Regions from separate parts of the Mus musculus genome. Here region 1 is linked to region 2. Evidence: chromatin loops called from intact Hi-C (ENCODE). Cell type or tissue: left cerebral cortex. All regions are shown on one strand. Links, peaks and the distances in the headings refer to the core of each region. The heading gives the core; the rest is flanking DNA.

Evidence for each region. A loop is a pair of places that touch in the nucleus more often than their neighbours do. Peaks named below come from ENCODE experiments on the same cell type or tissue, not always from the same donor. Only the 100,000 strongest peaks of a DNase experiment are listed, where the experiment ranks them.
Region 1: a loop joins it to region 2, with 13 times the contacts of the local background. A loop is called at or near these places in 2 of 42 quality-filtered maps.

What each region holds. Positions count from the first base shown.
Region 1 is chr3:154,664,494-154,672,496 of GRCm38, forward strand. It overlaps a transcript of Erich3 not described here. Among named protein-coding and RNA genes, the nearest start is that of Erich3, 43 kb to the right of the region's middle. In left cerebral cortex, for the core only: no CTCF peak of the experiment used is centred there; a DNase peak (open chromatin) is centred at 4,208.
Region 2 is chr3:154,910,657-154,918,659 of GRCm38, forward strand. The region is part of intron 17 of Tnni3k (TNNI3 interacting kinase); the gene reads right to left. Among named protein-coding and RNA genes, the nearest start is that of Tnni3k, 140 kb to the right of the region's middle. In left cerebral cortex, for the core only: no CTCF peak of the experiment used is centred there; DNase peaks (open chromatin) are centred at 3,130, 5,093 and 6,210.

The sequences.
Region 1 (8,003 bases), core at 2,535-6,534, 250 kb before region 2:
AACATTCGCCACTCTTGAAATTCTCAGCCTGGAAAGACAGGAAAAATGGATGTGAAAACCGCGTACAATAAGCAGGGACGAATGTCAGCTGGGATGAATGTCCCTCAGCGTGGAACGCAAGTGTTTAAATGCTAAAGTAGAAGTTACTGAAATACGCATTTGTTGGGAGATTCGAGACAGAAATAAATTCTCTCTGTGGCTTGCATACAAAGGAAAGGTTGTTTCTATGTCTAGGAAGGTCTCCTTGTAGGAGGGAGGCCCCTTATGTCAGGATGTATCTTCCTAGTTGCAGAAGCACCATAAAGCCTTCTTTAGAACCACCTGGGCCCAGGAAAGTGGTATGGCTGGCAAGAGGAAGAGTTCAACGAATGAGGTGCTCATGCACCCAGACAGTCTCCTGTGGGCGACTCTTCAGAAGGCATATTAGCAACATTCAAAGCATAATAGACAGTGAGCACTCTTTGTTGGTTATTACACAAACAAGGTCTTCATTCTCTGTGAAAGGAAGAGCATCCTCTTGCCTTTTGAATTAAGTGTGCAACACACATTAGATCAGCGTTTATTACCAAATGTATCTAGTACACAGAGCACTCCCCTCCCCTCTTCGGTTTTTCAAGTAATTTGAAAATGATTTTCAAGTCCATTTACTACACATGTGAAGGAGCAGTGGATTGGTGGTGTCTGAGACACCATATTCATTATTGCTCTCATGATTTACAGTCACACTAGAGGATCTTACTTTTTCCCAGGGAAAGGACAGGAAACAGTAATGTTTGAACAGTCCAGAGCCCTCTAAGCTGTCCTGCTGGAAGGTGGTTTCAGAACATTTTGGAAAGTAAGGGCACCGTGCTAAATCGAATTTTGGTGCTTTGATGTTTTGCTGCTGAGTTTCTGAGCAACTGTAGTTGGCCATGGGTCCCATGGGATGGGAATAACATGTTTTCTGCAGATGCTGTTGGCACTTTGTCTGAATCCAGGAAAATGAATGTGTCCGTCACGGTCTCTTCCTATGTTTGTCAAGTTTTTGACTAAGTTAGAATCTGATTATTCCATTTAATCATTTATGTGAAAATACAGGCAAACCTGCATTTGCTTATTACACTGTGCCAGGATTAAGATTTCAGAAACAGAAGTCAAAATTTTCTGAAGCCTCACTAGTTACGAGCACACGGGGAAAGGGGACTGAATAAACATGCGCACTGTGCGGCACTGTTCAAGGAGGATGTGGGGTTGGCACACACATCCTGCACTAAGATGCAAAGCTTCTTGAAGTATTAGCTCCATGCCTTATATGCTTTGCTTCTCTGTATCTAGGACTGTTCAGGGTAAGGGTAAGCTTAAGAGTCACTGGTTGAATGAGTGGTACTGGCTGATAGGGCATGTGGTCACCAAAGAAAAGCTTGTTAGAGCAGACATTCAATACGTATGCGAGCCAGGTTCGGCTCTGGTGTAAACATGAGATATTTCATTGACTACAGAAAAAGAGAGAGTAATGACTGAGGTTTCCACAGACAGTGAAGATCAGGACCGAGAGGTTTCTAAGATGCTTCAGCTTGAAGGGCCAGGGCCGAAACATAAAGCCAGCGTCTCTGGTCAGCTTGTGCCCTTCATCATCCCATGCAATAATCTAATATACATGAGCATTAATGTGTAGAACTTTCATTCAGATCAGATCAACATCTGATAAATTGCAGACACAGTGACCAAATATTACTATAGAGGATGGCAATAATTTTTTAATAGTGCCTGTGTAAGTACGTTGTGATTGCTTTGTAAAAGTAAATAGATGCGAGCTACAGGGCTTACAATGTTAACTCTCATCACTTGAAAAGCAAAACTAGACAGGTCTCTATGATTTCAAGACCAATCTCCTGCACCTAGGAAGCTCCAGGCTAGCCAGAGCTCCACGAGGAGACTCTATTTCAAAATAAGGGAACAAACAAACAAATGGAAACCATAAGCAGAAATGTATTTAGTCTACATGCCTTAAACTTCACCCAAGAACAAAAGCACTCAAATTGACGCAAGTCTCCTCCTCAAATAAAAGGGGTAATTATTTCTCTTGTTTATGTTACCATTTGGAAATAGTAAAAGTTTGAGTAGCAAATAAAGGGTCTCATCAAAGCTGAGATGCCTTCTTCATCATTCATAATTATTACATTTTAAAGATAAGATGGCAATAAAGTGCAGTTTTACCATAAACCAGATATTGTGCATCTGAACTTCCTCCTGTCGGGTAGTAGCGGCTGATGCTTTCCCCTGGCTCTTCTCCCCTCGGAGTTGCTCACCTACTTAATTACATCATCAAACACTGGATATAAAAGGCACACAGGGCCCCATGCGGGCTTTGTTCAGATGGAGTTTGGGAGTAAATAAAAATGATCCTAAAAAGTCTTGCAAAGATAACATAGACGTCACGGTTCCGCTGCCTCTCCGTTTGGTGGATACCAACTATGAAACATCATCGCCAGTTCTACTGTCTGAAATGAAAGGAGTTTTAGAGTGAATTCATGGACCCTCCAGTTTACTAGGTCCCACCCACTTTGCTGGTTCTATATGAGTTTGAGGCACTCTGACTCAGGATGGAATGGGGACTCTTGCATCCTCCAGCTTAGATAAGAATAAAACATATAGCCCTTTCTTCATGCTCATCTCTGAATCTACCTGGCTTTGGGTCTCTGTCTGAGAGAGCCAATCGACTGAGAAGAGCCATCAAATATACATTTTTGAGTAAAGAAGAGAGAAAAGTTATACTTCATAACAAGGAAAAATGCAGAAAATATAGCTTTAAACTGTTGTATTTCCTGATAACTCCAGAGAGCCAAATAGTATCAGTTGTGCATCTTTAGAGAGTATGTAGATTCCCTGGTGACACTGTAATCCACTCATTTGTGCACAATAGATGTGTCCATTACACGCTTGAGCAGTCTTCAGGGTCTTTCCCTCCATCCTTAACCATCAGGCCCTCAGCAGAAGATTCTAGTTCACTGCTCATGCCGATCCCCCAAATCATCCCTTTAATACAGAATTTCAGAGTTGCTATTTTTTAAATATCTGAATTTGTTTGGTAGTTCTTCTGAAGGCCAACGTGCTAATTTTAGGAAACAAGTTGGTTCCACTTAATGGTTGGATTTAACAGGTTCGCTAGCCCTGGCTTCTCCTCTGATCTTATGCCACAATCCTAAATGTTCTTTTTAGTATGGATACCATGACTCTTCCTTATTCTGAACAAACCCATTCATACAAAGAGATGCGAGTGGGGAGGGGCGTTTGTCCTGGTAATAGCATTGCTTTGAAGTCCTTCAGAGCTGAGCATCAAAACCTCAGGCACCTGGGCCCCATAAATGTTCAGTTTAATGGCTCCCCAGAGCTTTCAGCTGCTTCTGAGGCAATGAATTGGGAGCTTTTGGATTTTTATTCAGACTAGTTGCCCGGTGTGGAAGGTGTTTGTTGTAGCAACCCCTAGACTATACGTAAGATTGTCCCTTCACACCTCTCCTTTCCTAAGCCCCATGCTCCCCAGTGGGATAACAGAGAGTGTGGGCTACCTCACCTTCATGGAAGCAGAAGGGGGGTTATAATTTGTAGTGGGGCAGGTATGAGGATGTGGGGATGAGTGAAGTAAACATTTCCCATTTTAAGAAAGCACAGGAGGAAGCTGAGAGTAGAGTTAGACGTCTACTGAAGCTAGCCTTGCTCAAGTGTCTCCAGGAAAGTCTTTTACGGTATCCTGTGACTGTGCAAATCCAAGTTTACAAACTGATTTAGAGACCAGCATCATCATAAGGTCTTGTAGGGTCCCCTGCTCTCATCTGTTCTCTGAGCCTCTGCTTAGGAACACAGGAAGGAGAGACTGAGTATTCTTCAGGTTATTTGGACTAAGAGCAAAAAGGGAAAGTACAGCTTTTCTGACTGGATTCTTAACTCCTAACATAGCACCAGGATAATCTAAGCCTGAGGGAGCATGTATTTCTGAACCTTCAAATTTTTAGCTGAACATTGTGGTTTGAATAATTGTTGGCTTTAGGTGGATAATTCTGTTGGTGTTAGGATTTTAGGATTCTGGAAAGTCACTTCTAAGGAAAACCTCAAATTCTGTAGTTAGTTTTGAGTCTTCTGTGACTCATTTCGATCCAGACCAAGACATATGGTATGGAGTGAGAATCGTGGCTCCTCCCTCCCTGAGCATCTTTCCTCCCCTACACAGATTGCAGAATACTACATGGTATGTGATGATTTCATAAATACCAAGTGTAAAGGGAAACTCTCACATTTAAGTGGCACTAAAATCAGCACAAAGAAGCAGAGCACACACCGCAGCCTTTACACTGTGTTCTGTGAGTGTCTTTGTCATTTTTTCTTCAGATTGTAAATCCCCAAATGGTATGACTGTGTGCATACTTTACTACAAATAGCAGAACAGTTGGCTAGTTCAAGGAAAACTCTCAACTAGCAAAGACGTAAAGTGATCAGACATATATTTGTACTGTGTATTCAAGTGCAGCATTTAAGGTAAGTATATTTGAATAGTTATTCTTTATTTTTTGCATAAGTGACTATCTGTCCAAACTGCGTTTGATAATGAGGTTATGCAGTGTCTCCAGACTTGGGTGTGTCAACACACTCTCCCTAGTTGTTTTCTTCCTTCCCTTGGCTTATTTGTCTTTATTATCCAAGCGAAGCACATGTAAAGCAGTTGAGTAGTGAATTATGTGTAGAACCCCATGTTGGTTTTATAGGTTAAACAATTTTCAAGAACTTGTACCTTCACCTAAAACAGTCAAGCAGAATATTCCAGCTTTGGAAAACTGATCTTTTTTTTCACTCTTGTCTCCCTCCAGTCCAGAAAGGAGACACATCCTTCACTGGCAACATTGTTGCTACTTGGCCCAAAGTAACTCATCTGGGAGCTTGGCTCATTGGACTAATGTGTCTTCTGCAGAGAGAGGAGGGGATGTGACAAGCTGAACAGAGCACTTTGAATAGTCATGCTTTACTGTGATTCTGTTGGTGTTAGGATTTTAGGCTTCTAGAAAATTGTTACCAAATCATTGCTTGTACAGTGAGCCTCAAGAAATAAACATAAACAGTGAACAACCCTGGAACGTGGAGAGATAGTGGTCTGGATTCTTTAATAATTTCTCATTCTCTTTCGAGTCCTCTCTGATCCTTGATCCCTTCTCCCTATCTCCTTCCTGTGGCTGATTCTTGATCTGAGGAAGGCTACTGTGATGTGGAGCCTCATCTACTTAAAGATACATGGCTTCCTTATGGTCTTCCCCTCTAGCACAGCTGTCAGCACAAATGTGGTAGGACCCAGAGGGTTTGCCTTAGTCAGGGTTTGTATTTCTGCACAAAACATCATGACCAAGAAGCAAGTTGGGGAGGAAAGGGTTTATTTAGCTTACAATTCCACACTGCTGTTCATCACCAAGGAAGTCAGGACTGGAACTCAAGCAGGTCAGGAAGCAGGAGCTGATGCAGAGGCCATGGAGGGATGTTACTTGCATACCATGGCTTGCTCAGCTTGCTTTCTTATAGAACCTAAGACTACCAGCCTAGGAATGGCACCACTCACAATGGGCTAGTCCCTCTCCCGTTGATCACTAATTAAGAAATGCCTTACAGCTGGATCTCATGGAGGCATTTCCTCAGGGGAGGTTCCTTTCTCTGTGACAACTCCAGCTTGTGTCAAGTTGCACACAAAACCAGCCGGTAGAGGGTTCCTGTGCCATTTCTGATTGGTCATCAATGGTTGCATTCTGTTTGCAAGCATAGAAAATCCAGAACCAAGCTTTCGAGGTGCTCAAGAAAGACATTCTTAACTTCTATGCCTTGTGTGGATGCTGCCTCCAGAAACTGGTCACTGTTCTGGTTATTCTGTTGTTGTAGGCTCAGTACTGCACATCTCAGATGGTGACTGTATTGGAGATAGATCTTTAAATAAGTAATGAGTGTAAAGATCCCCAATCCAGGCTGACTTGTGTCCTTACAATAAATAGCCGTAGACACAGATGTTCACACACAGAAAGGCTGGGACATTACAAACGTGGTGGTCATCCATGAGCCAATGAGAGAAGCTGGCGATGATCTTTCCTCAATAGTCCTCAGGAGCAATCAACTCTGTAGACACTGGCCCAAAGTCAGTGTTTTTAGCTCCGGGAAGCCCAAGAAGATAAATGCATGCTGTGTAGGTCACCTGCCTGTTCTGTGATATGATTTTATGACAGTCTTAGTGAGCTAACCAACTTTTTTATAATAGCTGAAAGCTTTTATTACCTGGTCCTGAAAAGCTGAAGTAAGTCTCTGTCCGGCAGTGGGTGCAGGGAAATAAAGGGGGTGGGAGAGAGCCCGTGTCTGATGCTCTGGGGCGGGCAGGACTGCTGCATGCTTACTTCGCTGCCCAGGTGGGCATCTGGCTGTGGAAAGCCATGGAACTACAGTCTGTGGAGGTAGAGAGGGAGCAATCCGGGGTCTCTGGGCCAGAAATGACAGGTTCTCAGTCTTGGACATCCCAGACATTGCTGTATGTCTCGGACCAGCTGAGAACGGGCCCTAGGACAGACTCTGGTCCAGGGGCTAAAGGGAGGGTAGGGGGAGAACCCTGGCAGTTTACCGCTGGGATAAGAGAATCTGGTTAGCTCAGGTTGCTAGCGTGGAGGGCAAGGGTGGCTTGGGTTGGCCACGTGGAGAGAGTGGGGAAGGGAGGGGGAGAAGGAGAGATAGAATGAGAATAAGAGAGGTGAGAGCTTAAGAGATCTAGGAGGGGCCAAGCAACTCCTTTTATAGCTGTGGGGAGGAGCATACCTGGCTATTATCAGGTAACTGTGGGGGTGGAGTCTAGCTAGAATGCTAGGAGCTTGGGACTTTGCTTGACTGATAGTCACAGGATCATGGAGTTGGGGGTTCCATGGTGTCAGGCACCTATGCCTATCTGGGAGCATGGCTCACTGTTCTGTCCCTTGTAGAGTTTCTACTGGGTCTTCGGAGTAAGTCTTGCTCAGCCAAAAAACAGGCTGCCTTTCACAGTCCCACAGTCTTTATAAGAACTGCAGAGTCACAGAAAACACATGATTGATTGACTATTGGCAGAGTGGCAGTAATGGGTGCCTTAATGTATCTACATCCTTATAGACCAGTGGCTTAAAAACAGCCCAAATTTATTTCACACAGTTCTGGAGTGTAGGCAGTTCAGGGTGGTAGGTGACATCCGCAGAGGGTTGACTTCTTCACTCGCAGGTGGCTGCCTCCTGTCTCTGTCCCCACACTGCCTGCGTATCAGGACTCTTAAGGTGATTTCTTTTCCCTTTTTTCTCTTTTTCCATGGTTCTAATCTCATTTGTGAGAGGGCTGAACTCCTTTCTAAACTCTCCCCAAAGTCCCCATTTCCTAATAGTGTCACATTGGAGGTTAGGATTTCAATTCATACATCGGAGTGTGCATGTTAAGCCCGAAGTCCATTACTTAACACACTGATATTCGAAGCCAAAGGCTCAAAAGGGAGATAAGATCCAAACCTAGCACAAATTTGAGGAAAACCCCATTGAGAGGAGAATGGGAATAAGAGACCAGTGAGCTCAGCTAGGGCAAGTTAAGTCCACTCAACAGTCAAGTTCCTCCCTTTAGGATAACTTGTATATTGTATGGATATATCACCAGTCAATTAAAAAGCCTATGACCTATGGCCTATGGCTTAGACAGGAAGTAGAGATGGGACATCTGGGAGGAGAAAGAATTCTGGGATAGAGCCAGAGGCTGGAGAGCCACCTGGGAAGATGTGAGGAGACAGATGATGGCACCCGAGCCCAGGTAACCAGCCACATGGCAAAATGTAGGTTAAAGTAATTGGGTTATTTTAGTTATGATCTAGTCAGTGTAGAGCCTAGCTATGTGGCCAAGGTATTTGTAAATATATTTTAAGTCTGAGTCTTATTTCTGGGAGCATGGGGCTGGGAGGATGAACCAGGACCTAACTTCAACACCTCCCACCCCTCAGTGCCTGG
Region 2 (8,003 bases), core at 2,727-6,726:
TAGAGAATGGAGGAGAATGAAAATCAGAAGGAAAACCAGATAAAACCAAGGAGGACAGAACTGAGGGAAGAAAACGAACCTTTTTTAATCTACATAACTCACACATATGGTGTCATGGAAAGTGACTTAGAAATATATCCTTATTTGTTTTCCATAGCAGTTTGTTTCATAGACTAAGAAAGAGTAAATAAAATAAAACGCCCCAGTGCTAATAGCATAAGTGAACTTTTTTTCTACAGCCAAACAAGTGTGAGTGTGTGTGTGCATGCTGTATCTGCATATATATGATAATTTCATGTATACATTATTATAAACACATGTATATGTATATATATATGAACCATTTTAATTTTCAAGAAGTTCAGGGGCACTTTCTAGGAGTCTAGATGGTTCTGAAAGAAAGAGGGCCATGCATGAGGGTTGTAATTTTGTGACAAGCAGTGTCTGAAGAAATTAGTCAAGTTTGTGAGAACAAGGACTTTCTGAAGCTGAAGAAGGGCCAATTCAAAATGAACACAGACACATGTTCAGTGGCAATAGAAGTTGGTGGCTGTTATAACACTAATGTCCAACTTGTACCTATTCAGGGATCATATTACAGAAGACATCAGCAGTAGCACAGTCTCCACCTGGTCCTTGATAGATGTCTTATTTTATACCTTCCTGTATAGCTCATGGCACAGGGGAAGGAGGTTTCAGGCTAGCCCCTCTCCTCTCTGGAGTCCTTGCATCAGTGGCTGCAGCATGTTGGAGCGTGCGATCTCCTCTTTGATCCCCTTCCTGTCCTCTATGCTCAGAGAGCAATGTTGTCATCCCAAGTATTTCTCCTCCCCTTTGACACCACACAGCATAGGTCTTGGGGTGAGCAAGGTCTCTTCTTTCCCAGGAATTAAAGGAAAATACAGCAAAATAGGACTATCAAAATAAAGCATAAACTGGTTTGCTGGATTGTCCTACGATAGTATAAATTATGGCTTGTGCTGCCAGTAAGTTTTCTCCTAACATAAAAGGAGAATCACACATGTAATCCCCAATGTGAAAAAGACATGCGCCTCTGGAGGAGACAGAACAGCCCAGCCCAGCCCAGATTCACTTAAACTTCTATTTTCGCATACACAGCAACAAAACTTGCAGCTACATCGCAAGCATCAATGTGAGGTTTTACTGATACGATGCTTCCCACTGGGTCCTTGAACAAAATTTTGGCAAACATGGTGATACTTGAATTTTTCTTAATATTTACCAAAACGAATCATTTATAGAGTAGGTATCTGATTTATATTTCCATTTATCCAACATGATATAGTCCCTGACAGAAAGCTGAATGGCACATACTGCAGGACCCCACAGAATTTCATCTCCCAAGTTCTGAGTTGATAGTGTTTGTCTCTCAGAGCCCCTCATGCATGTTCTCCACATCAGTGGTCACATTATCTGCATTCAGTGTTGAATGGCACTGTAAGGAGAGAGTATGGCAATGCTATCCGATCACCCCTCTTATCCCTCTACCCCTAGCTTTCCTTGAATGTCATACTGTCCAGTACATGTGCTAAGTCAGAGCAACCATTAACTCAAAATGAGATCAAATTGACACCTGTTCATCACTGGATGATTTTGACACAGATGTATTCCCATTCAGATTCTCACTGTGGTAAATGGAGTGAGATGCGGCCCAAAACACACCTTGAAGGCTGTTTTGCGATCTCAGAGCTGAAGCAGAGATTCTGCAGTGATTGAGGCAGATGGTAGCAACCATTCATGCTTGACCACTCAGCATTGGGTTCTGTTTAGTACAGGAAAAGCCTTAACACGACTCTTGGGAGGCCGGTCAACTTGCTAAAGATCATCTATACTCTTACTAGAACCTTTGGAAATGTCCAGCAGACACTGGAAACAGAAACAAAGTATATGCAGACGTGACTAGGGACACAGTCTTTTAAGACAGGCATGCTACAGAAGTGACAGAAAAAAGCCAGAGAACTTGTAAGCATGAGGGGGTTCCAAAGTGCTTTGTCAGCTCAGAGTTGCATTTCATAGACAGAGTAGAGAGAAAGCTCCTACATATAGGGCCATCACTAACTGTCAGAAAGAGATTGGATGCACTGATTAGCGTCAAGTTACTATCACAAACTATATGCAGCAACTTAATGATGAAGGGAAACGGTTGATTTAGGTTTAGGTTTCATAGGTACATAGTGTGACTAAATTGGTTCAGTTCTTAGGGGGAAGCACGTAATGAGGTAAAAAGTGTCAGAGCAAAATGCTCACACCTACAGCCAGAGTGCAGACGAGAGAAGGGGGATTACTGAATCTGTTATGAAAGTACACCAGTGACCAGGGTGACTCCCACTAGGTCCTGCTTCTTCTTATTTAAGGGAGAAAGGGATTCACGTAGCTTATATATACCTCTGGGTCATGGCCCGTCATTGAGGGAAGTCAGGGTGAGGACTGTAGCTGGATAGCAAGATAGAAACCATAGAATAATATTTCTAGCTAGCTTGCTCAAAGTCTCATGCTCAGCTGACTTTCTAATTCATTGTAGGACCACCTCCAGGTGGTGCTGCCCACAGTGGGCTGAGCCCCCTCACATCAACGAACAACTAAGATAATCTCCACAAATATCCCCAAAGTCTAATCTGATCTGGACAATTAAGACTTCCTTCTCCTACGACTCTAGGCATGTCAAGTTGACAGTTAAGGACAACTATGAAGACATCCTGAAAAAAACTGAAATTAGACATATGCACAGCAGCCTTGATAATTAGACACAGTAACCAAATGAGAAACAGAATGTTAAGCTATGAAACTGTATAGCAGTAATGAATCTGGAGAGCTAGACTGGCTATTAGAAGTATGCATCCTGACATAGCCTCAGCCGAGGTAATGAGATCTTTACTGCCTTGCTCTTGGGTGAGACATACAGTCTTTCTCCATTTCTCTGTGTATATCTTAACTTCAGAGGCCAGAAGCAGTCACTGTAGCATGAGTGGAATGGCGCTGGGGTGGGAGCCAGGCTTTTAATAGAGCATATTACTAAATAGGACATAAAGAAGACAGGAGAAGATTCTGCTCCTCACTCAAATGGCAATGAGCATAGAACACAGGCACCCTGCAGCAAAACGGGTATAGAGAGCTTCAAACTCAACTACTCCTCATTATCCACGGGAATGTGATTAGCATGGAGCTCAGCCAAGTCTTTCAGTGATGCTCTCACTGTCTGCATAGGAGAGGGCTTGAGGAGGAAGCAGAATTCCCACTCTGTGCAAGCGCTTCCAGGGATTCACGTAGGGATGAAAATCCAAATATCTGTCATCGCAAAAGATATTTACCCACCATCTTACTTTCACCTTGTTCATATGGATGTTTTAGCATCAGAAGCTAGCACAGTACCACTAATAACTTGCTATTTGTTTGAATTTCTAGGCTGAACAACTCGAAGGCCACTTTGTGTTCAAGTGTCTAATTACGTTAGTGACGAGGTGATCAAAGTTTCGCAGCTGTGCAGAACAGAAACACATGTTATTTTAGAACTAAAAAAAAAAATCAGAACCAGATCTTGCGCTGTTTGCTGTATATAGACTTGAACCCAAAGTATAGTGTTGTCATGTTAAGATGGTTTGAACTGTGCCTTTTGAGTTCCACTTTGTGTAATTGCTGAGACCCCCCCATCTGAAAGGAAATGTATAAACCGTCTTTGGATATGGATCTACTTGTAAATGCAGAAGTCATGATCAGTGCCTGTTGATACAGTGAGTCAGTCCACTTGATTCTGTGCTGTTTATATTAATTGCACTTGGAGAATTCTTTATACAGGGCACATTAGTTATTACAAACAAAAATAAATCACAGAATATAAAGATGAGACCTCTGAGTGATTCAAATTTAAGCCTATTGTTCAGTGTTCAGTCTACAGACCTAAGCCTTGTATTTATCTCACGGTACCATCTAAGGTAGAAATATTAATAATGGAACTGTACTAGGTGCAGTGTCTTTGATCAGAACCCTGGCAGGAACAGAGGCTCCTATTGGAGAATTTACTACAAAAGCAACCTAAGAAAGGTTCTGAAATAATTGCATAGGATTTTATTGTTTCAATTTACATGGGAAAGACAATTTTGGTCACATCTGACTCCTTGTTTCCTTAGTTACTCTTTCTGTGTTAGCAGTTATTATCTTTCAACCTCCCAACAAAAGAACTGTATTTGAGCAATTGCCACTCCAGGACCTGTGTGGAAATGAGCAGTCTGAACACATGCCCCACCCCAGTCCCCAGCTTATTAAACATGCTTTTCTAATTCACCTGGGAACAGAGTGCTTGGCTTCCCTGTAACTGAGGGGTAGGAGTCACTAAACAATTGAGTCACTAAACAATTGAGGCGATGTTTATGTATTTCCTTTTGAATCAAAACCAGATGAGTGCACACCTTTCCACCTACAGTGTTGTTAAAGTATCAACACCCATATGAATAACAATGGTCTGAGGCATAGAGTAGAGTATAAAAAACAGTAAGTAAAAAAAATTTTAAAACATCTTACTTTGGGCTATGAATATATTTAGAAACATTTTCTTTAGTTCACTACAAAATAAAAAGCTTGTTAGTACATGAAAATTATGTTTGGTGTTCTCTGTCTGTCTGTCTCTGTCTGTCTGTCTGTCTGTCTGTCTGTCTCTCTCCCTCTGTGTGTGTGTGTGTTCACATACAATTGAAATGATTTACACAGGGATATTTATTGCCCCATTCACACCATTCTACGTGGAAGAAGACTCCCATGCAAGCTGTGCTCACTTGCTCTCAGTGAGACGGACTCAAACTCCATCTTTAAGTATTACCTTTATCAACTGCCAGGGGTTAGGGGAAAAGTAAATGTTGAATTTAGAATTTCCAAACTTACTGATTCCTTCACTAAAGGAGATCAAAGCTGCTTCCTCTTAGACATTAAAATCCCTGAGAATTACCAAGGTGTCCTCCTCCTCCTCTTCACTCTTGATGAGCCAGGAAATCGAAATTGGCCAGATCTTGCCTCCCTAAGAAGTCTATGTAGAGAGCTAAATTTCTGCCCATTCTTTCTCTCACCAAGAGGCATCAGTGAATCACTCCACTCTGTTTAGTTGACTCATCTCCTGCTTGTGGCTCTCAAGAACAGTTATTTGAGTAGTCTGGGAATGTCATTCAGGATCCTTCTCTAAATCTCCACAGAGAATTTCCTCAGCCCAGCAGTGCTACTGCCTGTGGCCTCTGTCTCCTCCTGCCCTCCTGATCCTCCTACCCAGCTCATCAGGGAGAATTTGTGTGTTCTACATCATCATGTGATTGGTTGCGCTATTTCAGTCTGTGATATTGTATTTAGCTTTAGTTTTCTAGTTAAGCATTCTTTTTTTTTATGGTTTTAGAGCTTTATTGTAGAAAGGCAGGGAGAAAAAGAGAAGGGAGAGAGAGAGAGAGAGAGGGAGAGAGAGAGAGAGCGGCCATGGCCATGTGGAGAGAGGGGGGAGGGGAAAGAGAGAAGGAGGGCTAGAGAGTAAGAAAGGTGAGGGCTTAAAGAGCAAGTTATGCATTCTTATTGCTTAAAGTCCCAACCATCATATCACTGTGCCCGTGGACCACACCCCATTTCCAGCACAAACATTCTCTGCACCTTCACTGCACCTAGGTCATTATTGGCCAGTTCTGTCTTCTTGTAGGATCAGGGCTTCATATGGACAAGTCCTCCACCTTTATTAGATGGGAATCTTCTCCCACAGAACTTAGGAAATTCACAATTAATTCTTACTAAAGTGTGAATAACCCACTGTGCCAAAGAAATACCTCTGCAACCCTGTCTTTCCTGGAGCATGTCCAATCTGCCGGCCATGATTGCTTAGGTACTGCTGGAGTTATTGCCTGGGTTGAAAAGCAGTTGTTTTTGTCTGTTTCCCAAGCACACACTGATCATTATTTTTCCTTTGCTAGTTTCTCTCCATATTGGTAGTTCATGAGATTCAGGTAGACTTAAGATCCCACAGTGGTTCATCAATTGTTGGGATGCTCATAGTTGAGGATTGACTTAGGAATGCACCACAGCCAAGCCAGTGAGTTACAGATATTTGCAGGGCATGGGCTGTTTGTGTGTAAACTGAAGACCTGGTTCTATTTTAAAAGCAGCTGCATGGTGGAACTTGGGAGTGCAGCCAATGGCAGCAAAGAGATGAGGTAAGAAAGCTGAGAGCTGACAGCAAGCTCCACGCAGTGATATGCAATTCCAGGTCTTGCTGAACTTCCATGGCATTTACTTTAAATTTCTGAGTCGTGGTAAATGGAAACAATTTCTTGTTTTGCTTCAACCATGGTGAGTGCATTTCTGCCAGTTACAGCTTGAAAAGTGCATCTAATTACAACATCTTGACACATTCAGCTCTTCACAGATTGCAGATTAAATATATATGAGTTTTATATATATTTACATTCTTCTTTTCTCAAACGTATGTAACGTTACTATAATAAGAACATACATTAAATTATTGATTGAATTTTGATCTGTTTGGAACTATACATCCTCTGACTGGATGGACCCTCAGATTCCAACAGTTTTCCTGAGGACATCAATCGTAAAGGCACATGCATCATTTGTTTCCAATAAGCATGTATTGATTGTGCTGCCTTTGAAAGCCTCTTTTGCCTTTATTTTTGTTCAGAGTATAATTGCTAAGACCCTGATGGGGGTGGACCACTGCTAGACAATGATGATCGAAATGGGCAACAGGTATCTAAAGGGTGATTCCAGCCAGTGAAAACACTGTCATGGTAGGCTAGCTACCCTGGAGAATCACGCATGGACTGCAGTATACTGAAAGGGGTCCTACTGAGTCTGCCTATTGACCTGAGTTGTAAACGCTTTATCACCATAGATTAATGTAGAAATTAATGACGTTAAGTGTGACATTTCCATACATGAGCATGGCATACATCAATTAAATCTGACCACCATTTCCATGCTCCCTCTCTAGAAACCTCACTTTCCCTTTCTGGTTGTTAGTTTTAGCTTCTATGTGTTGAGACACAGAGCAAAGACAGAGTTTTCTTTCTGTCTTTTCACTTATTTCCCTCAGATGATGACTTCCAGGTCCATCTTTCTTTATAAAAGAACAATGCTATGTTGTATGCATAGGATTCTTTCTTTATTCATTTGTTGATAGGTAGCTAGACTGATTTCATAGCTCAGCTCTTTTAAATAATTATGCAATGGACATATGGATACTGATATATCTTAAGTATCTCACAATTATTAATTAATAATAGTATTAATATCTACTGCCTATCTATCTAGAACTAGGGAATCTAAATCATGTGGTAGATCTATTTTTAGTTTTCTGAAGCCCCACTGTACTGTTATCTATAATGGCTATCCAAACAAGGTCCATTTATGAGAAACCCACAATCAACTTTATATGAGATGGTGAAGGCCTATGGGTATTTCTTGTAAGGCCAGGAGTGAAACAACAATGCTCCCCACCACTTCTGCTATTCAGTTCTGTACAGAAAACTTTAGCCAGCAGAGTTAAGAATGGAAAAACAAATAAAAGAATTATAAATAGCAAGCAAGGACTCAAATTATCCCTGTTTGCAAGTGAAATAACTCTACGAACAAGGAAACTTAAAGATCCCCAAGGAAAGATAACTATATCTGATGAATTCAGTAAACTGGCAGCATACAATTCAACACATGGAACATTAGTAGCATTTCTGGACTTCATCAGTAAACCTGTCAAAGAAAAAAAATCAGAGCTAAAAAGGTGAATACCAAAGAATGAACCTGACCATGGAAATAAGAGGCTTCTGTAAACTTGTGAGACACATTGAGAAGGACACCAATGTAGCTTGGGTTGGAAAAATTAGTACTAAAGTACCCAAATCAATTTAAAGACTCATTGCCATACCCACCAAAATACCATCAATGTTCTCAAGTGAACTGTAAAAATAATCTAAAATCCATACAGAGCTATAAAAACATCAAAATAGCCAAAG